Linked DNA regions of Homo sapiens: region 2 is linked to region 1. Evidence: chromatin contacts called from ENCODE Hi-C or POLR2A ChIA-PET data. All regions are on one chromosome and are shown on one strand. The core of a region is the stretch at or near the end of the contact, and the rest is flanking DNA. Distances in the headings are between cores, read along the strand shown. Region 1 holds the start of ITPKA (inositol-trisphosphate 3-kinase A). Region 2 overlaps EHD4 (EH domain containing 4).

Region 1 (3,403 bases), core at 584-3,083:
CCTGGGAAGCCCCGGCATCCGCCCCCCGACCTAGGCAAGGGTTACCCCAGAAACGATCCTGGGTCCGGGGCTGCTCTGACCACCGGGGAAGAAGGGGAAGCGGCAGGCTAGTGACCGAGCCGGCGCACCCAGCACCTGGCGGCGGGGGGTGTTCCTGCTCTGTGAGGCTTTTCCCCTCTGGTGTCACTGACAAACCCCATCGGCCTCCGGGCTTGTGAACCCCTGCAGGTCGCCACAGCTTCCCTGCCTTGTCCCAGCCGATTGTGCGGCGGAGCAGGCGCGCGGCCACAGCTCTCCCCGCCCCGCCGCGCCGACCCGGACTTATGGGCAGGCCCCAGACGCCCGAGGCCGGGGGCGCCCCTCGCCTCTTCCTCGGCCTCAGGGACACTTGCGAAACGTGGATCTAAAGAAAGTCCTTCGCGCTGACCACGGACAGTTATTCAAGGTATTTGGCCTTGGTTAAAACGAGGGGAACAAGGAGGGTGTCCCGGGAGCCGCACATCCCTAAGTGGCGGGCGTCAGGAATGACTTAACAGTGCCCAGGGCTGTGTTTTCCGAGGGTCAGACCTGGTCCCAGAACACCCAGGCTATCAGAGGCAGAGACTAGCAGAGTGATCCTGCCCCCTTGCAGCCTCAGTTTACCGCCCCTCTCTGCCGCGCTCAGGAGCGGCGAGCCGGGAAGATGGGAGGCAGGGCGCGCACTGGGTGGGCTGCGTTCCGCTCCCAGCCAGAGCTCCCAGGCCCACGCCCCTCCCTCCCCTGCGTCCACGCCTCGTGCGGGCGCTGGGAGCAGACGGCAGCGGCTCCCGAGCAGAGCCTGGAGCGCCGCTCCACTCCCACTCAGGAGAGGGAAACCGTGGCAACGGCGGGGGTGCGGCCGCGGCACCGGAGAGGGGGCGGGGGGTAAGGGAAACTCTCCTTCGCCTCTCTCCTTCCGAGGGTTCACCCGGCAAGGCTCAGCCCCTCCGATCCCTCCTGTCCTAACCCACAGCCAACAAGGTCCGCTACCCCCGCTTCGCCCAGTCCCCGCGGCGGGTCGCCTGCTCCTCGCCCCGCTTCTTAGACGCCCCAGGGCCAGCGCCACGACCCGCCGGCGGAGCCGAGGTGAAAGTTGCCCAGGCGAGAGGTCGGCCAGGCGCCTCCCTCTGACCCCCAGATTCCTCCTAAACCGCGAGAACAGGACCTTCCGCTGGAGGGAGCATGGACAGGAGCGGGTCCTCCGGGAGCACCCAGCCAGGTCCCCCGTGCAGCCCCCGCGCCCGGCGCTGGCCCCGCCCCCGCGGCCCGTACCTGACCCACGTCCTCGCCCGCTTCCAGCTGCACGTTGCCGCGGCTCCGGCTCTCACTGTCGCTCAGCAGGTCGTCCTCCGAGTCCTCGAGCAGCGACGAGGAGCCAGTGGAGGAGACCGACGAGGTGGAAAGGCGGCGCGGCTGCTGCAGGTGCGAAGAGCCCGCTGCCGGGAGGCAGTCCCTCTCCCGCTCCGGCGGCCCAGGGCTGGTCGGGGGCACGTCGGGCTCCTCGGCTGTCACGGTCAGCTGAGGGATCACCGGGGCCGGGGGAGCCCGCGGAAGCCCGTTGGGGACCTGTCCCCCACGCCGCTTGGCCCCGCGGGCCCGGGGCTCCCCCGCGGCGGCGGCCGCAGCGACCGCCGCACAGCGCGCCTCGAAGAGCAGGCGCAGCTCCCCGACACTCCGGCGCGGGGCCCGCTCCAGCCCCGGGCTGCAGGGCCTCGCGCCCCCCGGCCGCGCCATGCCCGTTGGGCCCCCGGGCAGGGTCATTTCCCAGTGCCGGCGCCGCCGCTGAGCCCACCAGCCCGCGGCGCGCCGGGGACTGGAGCGGCTCGGCGCCCCCGGCTGGAGACGGCCCCGGGGCGGAGCCTGCGCCGCTGCACGCCCGCGCCCCGCCTCGGCCGCGCCCCCCGCCCACTCCTTCCACTTTCAGAGAAAGCGCGGGCCTCCCAGGGCCCCTGCGAGGGAGAGAAGGCTCTCGGTGACTCCTCGGGGTGGCGGGGAAGTCCAGCCTCCGTAGGCACAAAACCTGGGCCCGGGCCCCGAGGCTTCGCTCCGCCTGCCCTCGGGGAGGTGGGAGGGGCCGCTCCGCGCTGGGGCCTCGCAGCCTTCCCGGGCTTCGCGGCTGGGAGAGATTCCTCCAGGCCGCTCCACAGGCCCTGTCCCCGCGCAGGAGAAGCTGGTCCTACTCTTGGTCCCCTACCCCGTTCCTCGGGTTCCTTTGCGTGTTCATCCCTCCCGGGCAAGGGCTTCAAGTCTCGGGGCCTTTCTCCGGCCCGAGCTCCTGAGCAGAGTTGAAGGCCCCCGGCTTCCCGAAGAAGCCCCACCCCAGGGCGTGCACCCAAGTGGAGACTCTGCCCCAGGGACTAGCTGAGGCTGCTCCCCGCAAGTTCCCCACTTCCCGGCGGGCAGAGAACAAGGTCAGGGGGCGGGGCCTGGATCTGTCCCCATGGCCCAGCCTAGTCCCGGGCTGCATCTCCCCCGCTGCTGGGTGGCAGGAGCTGAGCCCGCCTTCCTCCTCCTCTGTTATAGGAGCTCGGGGCTTGGAGTCCGCCGTGTGGCGTTCAGCAAGTCATTTCACCTCCCTCGACTGCGGATTCTCCCGTTGCTGCGAGAATAAAATAAAAGACTTGAAATCAGGTACACCACACTCTAGATGTGATTTGTAGGCAGTCCCTTTACTCCCTCCGTATATTTCTGCATTTGTACATTTAGAAAAACCTCATCCAACCCACAGAGTTGTGTCTGTAAAACTAGGAAGACAGCACTGATGTTTAAGAGTTTCAGACACTGCAAAGTGCTTATCAGTGTCATTCCATGTGGATCTTCGGCCACTTCCCATGTTGGTAGTCAGCTGACCGACCGGCGAGGCTGCTTTGAGGAGAAGCCACTGTTTCCTATCTTACCATAGTGCCACAGGAGTGAGGGTCCCCCCTCAGGCACTCAGTGTCTGGGGATGGCTGGGGCCCTGGAGACAGAGCAGCCCCAGAAGGATTGCCTTGGATGCTGAGATGGCCGCAGGAGGGGCTTTCCTTCCCTTCTCTCCCCTCAGCCAGGGCTCAGGAATGGCCCAGGAGAAGGAAAGAAGAAGGTTCAGTGGGAAGACGGGAATCTTCGGCAAAGCATAGTGGCTCAGGCTTGTAACCCCAGCACTTTGGGAGGGCAAGGCGGGCAGATTGCTTGATCCCAGGAGTTCGAGACCAGCCTGGGCAACATGGCAAAACCCTGTCTCTACTAAAAATACAGAATATTAGGCAGGTGTGGTGGTGTGCACTTGTAGTCTCAGCTACTCGGGGAGAGGCTGAAGTGGAAGGATCACTTGAGCCTGGGAGGTCGAGGCTGCAGTGAGCTGAGATCACCACCACACTCCACCACCACACTCCACACTCTAGCC
Region 2 (3,403 bases), core at 499-2,998, 440 kb before region 1:
TTCACCTTTCTGAAGCACCCTGCGGTGGGTAGGTGTGTATGTGCTTGGGACAAAAGGCTACAAAAAGATAGTGAAGAATGTCTGTACCACCCATATCCCCCAGTTCCTCTCCCAGAGCAGACCCTGCCTGCAGACCCTGGGGCTTCTCCCAGCTCACCCGCCCACTCACGTGGAGCCCTGGCGGGATTCGCTCCACTGCCCTGTGTCTTGATTTTCCCACTTATAGTAAATCTTGGAGCTTGTCCATGTCTGTACTTCGGAGCTGCCTCCCGCAGTCCATCATATAGATAGACCAGAATTAATAGGTGCCATCCTTTTGGTGGGTGACATTCAGGCTGTTCCTAATCTTTTGCCGTTACAAACAGTGCCACAGTGGATTTACACAGTTTAGCATGTACGGTGCAAGTGTATACAGTTGGCACGATAACGTGCAAATATATCTTGAAAATTGCTGAAAAGGGAGGAGCTTAAAAAAAAAAAGAAATTGCTGGCTGGGCGCGGCGGCTCACACCTGTAATCCCAGCACTTTGGGAGGCTGAGGTGGGCGGATCACGAGGTCAGGAGTTGGAGACCAGCCTGACCAACATGGTGAAACCCTGTCTCTACTAAAAATACAAAAATTAGCCAGGCGTGGTGGCGTGCGCCTGTAATCCCAGCTACTCAGGAGGCTGAGGCAGGAGAATCACTTGAACCTGGGAGGTGGAGGTTGCAGTGAGCTGAGATTGCGCCACTGCATTCCAGCCTGGGTGACAGAGCTAGACTCCGTCTCAAAAAAAAAAAAAAGAAATTGCTGAGTAGATTTTAAGTGTTCTTACCACAACAAAACAAGTATGTGAAGTAATGCATATGCTAATTGCACTGTCAATTTAGCCATTTCACATTGAATGCATATTTAATTTTGTTTTATTTTAATTTAATTTTACTTTATTTTATGTTTTATTTTATTTTGAGACAGGATCTCGAAGCTCCGTCACCCAGGCTGAAGTGCAGTGGCACGATCACAGCTCACTGCAGCCTTGACCTCCTGGGTTCAAGTGATCCTGCCACCTCAGCCTCCTGAGTAGCTGGGACTGTAGGCATGCACCACCATGCCCAGCTAATGTTTTGCATTTTTTGTAGAGATGGGGTTTCACCTTGTTGCCCAGGCTGGTCTCAAACTCCTAGGCTCAAGTGATTCACCTGCCTCAGCCTCCCAAAGTGGTGGGATTGCAGGCATGAGCCACTGCACCCAGCCTCAGTGTATACATATTTCAAAACAACATGTTGGACATGATAAATATATACAATTTTTCTTTATCAATGTAAAAAAATAAATGAAATAGAGACTAATCCAAAAAATGTGCAGATGTAACTCTAAGATGCATTCCTAGAGGTGGAATTTTGGAATCAAAAGGAGCGGCGGTCTTTTTATTATGTTAGCTGGTGCCAAAAATGCCACTGTAGAAGGCATGCCTGTTTACATGCCCACCATCTCATTATGATTCTAATTTTCATTCCTCATGGTTAGTGTGGTTGAGCATCTTTTCATGTATACCTTTTTAAAGTATTTCCTTTTCTGGAGGTATTTGACTGTTTTGAAATACTGTTGGTAACTACATGGGCTACTTTTAGCAAAATCAGTGAGTCATTTTTTTATAAGGAGCCCCGTGTGGATTCCCATGGTTCCCACTGACTGGGTCTTTCTTTCCATCTGTGACATAAGCCCAGAAATAACTGTCTCTGAGTAATAGTTTGGCTTGAGGAGCTGGTTAGCTGATAACTTAATTGCTAGAGCTGGTCTGCAGTGCCAGCTGTTGTCCACAGGCATGCAGGACACTTGTGCAATGCCAAGATGTTTGAAAAGAGGAACAGGGCAGGGCGAGGGGTGGGGTCTTCAGGTCAGAAGTTGCTTTCTAGCCCTTTATGACCCCAGTTGTCATCCCGTTGGTTTAACATTTCTCTTTAGAAAACTGTAGCCTGAAGAAACATTACCTTTGCCCTTCTGAACCACAGAATGACAAGATGCATTGTCACGGTCAAAGCCTTGCTTATAAATGTTTGACCTCATCACATTTGGGTGGAGTCTGTTGGCATTTTGCCTCAAGAAAATTCAGTGCAAGTAATGTTTGCCACGCCAACTCCGTCTGATTTATAGACATATTGTATGAGACTTTCTAGCCTGACTTATACACAAAGCCCACTTGAAAAATGAGGAATGGACAATTTCCATGTGCGTGACACGGGATTCCTGGATCTGTTCATCCTAATATATAATAATATCAGAAGGTTAGATGGGGTGACTTCTTAAGCATCCTTGGAAGTCATACATTCCACAACCCTTCCTCAGATAGTTTCTTTCAGTATAGAGTTGTTTGGAATTGGATGACAATAAGTTAAACTTTGGGGCAACTAATTACACCTATAGAAACATTCAAGGACCTTCAAATTGGCCCAAATGCTATATAGCACATGAATCCAGTAGAAGGGATGTAATAAAATGAAACTTACTGTTTGATAATTGTGTCATTTAGAGTTGTTCATTCAGTATTCCTGTAGCCATCTGAAGGGTCTACTGTAGCCATCTGAAGGGTCATCTTAGGCTGGCACTGTAACTAGTTCGTGTCTGTACTATACAGACGCTGAGCTAAATCGATTTTCCTGGGAATCTGGCTTTTTATTTCAAAGAAGCTTACTGTTTGGAACCACCCTATATAGCTAAAATTTAAGATCTAGAAAGAATCCTTTTTGATCATCTGACTCACAGGTATAGAAACTGAGGCCCAGCAGAATGAAATTGTTAAGCCAGGCTCCAGGACTTACAGGATTTTCTTGGTAGGTTTTTTTACCAACTTCCCTCTCCAGCAAAGAGCCTAAAATGACTGATAATACCATGTTGCTGTCTTTCTCCAGGGCTCAGCCTTCTTTAAATGGGCCTGCTTCTTCATCTGGTATTTAATCTGAGATGGAAAGTGAGATGCGAAACCCAATTTTCCCTTTCACTTGGTCACATGCCCAGAAGCAGCAGCGTTCAGTGGGCCGAGTACTGGCGTGGAACCTTCCTCTGTTCCCATGTCTGTGGCGTGGCACGAACCTGTGATGTGGGGCTCTCCCGCCCTTGCCCTGGAGGGGCCTTCAGGGACATGTGGCTCACCCATCTGTTATTGTCACATATCCCCCAGAGGAAGGAGGGACAGGCTGTGAGGTTAGCTTGTTTATTTTATGAGGAAACAGGCACAGAAAAATTAATTTACAGAGTCTTGGACAAAATCCCAAAGGAAGGAGGAGTGGGAAGAGCAGAGAGCGGATAAACAGCACAACGCCATCCCTGGACACGCCTAGTTCTTGCTTTTATTTAAATTTTGGTAGGTTCTGTGGCCACACCCACTTTAGGCTAGGTACTGGGAGACAACCTCTGGGGTTTTCT

What was found. Hi-C counts contacts between places; a loop is a spot of excess contacts on that map. ChIA-PET counts read pairs that join two places held with the same protein, here RNA polymerase II (POLR2A). Pooled maps may share reads with other maps.
Region 2: a loop to region 1 is called in a pooled map, with 3 times the contacts of the local background. The contact joins the enhancer-like site here to the promoter of ITPKA in region 1. A Hi-C loop is called at or near these places in 1 of 37 single-sample maps with no recorded cell type and 8 of 50 pooled maps. POLR2A ChIA-PET finds 5 or more read pairs at or near these places in 1 of 52 experiments (activated CD4-positive, alpha-beta T cell).

What each region holds. Positions count from the first base shown.
Region 1 is chr15:41,492,304-41,495,706 of GRCh38, reverse strand. ITPKA (inositol-trisphosphate 3-kinase A) reads right to left here and starts at 1,833. Exons shown (of 7, transcript NM_002220.3): 1 at 1,291-1,833. The coding sequence starts at 1,779. RefSeq lists silencers at 1,214-1,263, 1,374-1,553, 1,574-2,193 and enhancers at 1,930-2,430, 2,431-2,931.
Region 2 is chr15:41,929,061-41,932,463 of GRCh38, reverse strand. All of the region lies in intron 3 of EHD4 (EH domain containing 4), which reads left to right. It overlaps EHD4-AS1 (EHD4 antisense RNA 1), which reads right to left. Exons shown (of 4, transcript NR_120332.1): 4 at 3,178-3,403. Among named protein-coding and RNA genes, the nearest start is that of EHD4-AS1, 9.3 kb to the right of the region's middle. RefSeq lists enhancers at 2,855-2,984, 3,005-3,084, 3,047-3,403. Within about 2 kb of position 1,748, at least 23 of the 41 ENCODE cell types and tissues checked have a DNase peak (open chromatin) inside an H3K27ac peak, as active enhancers do.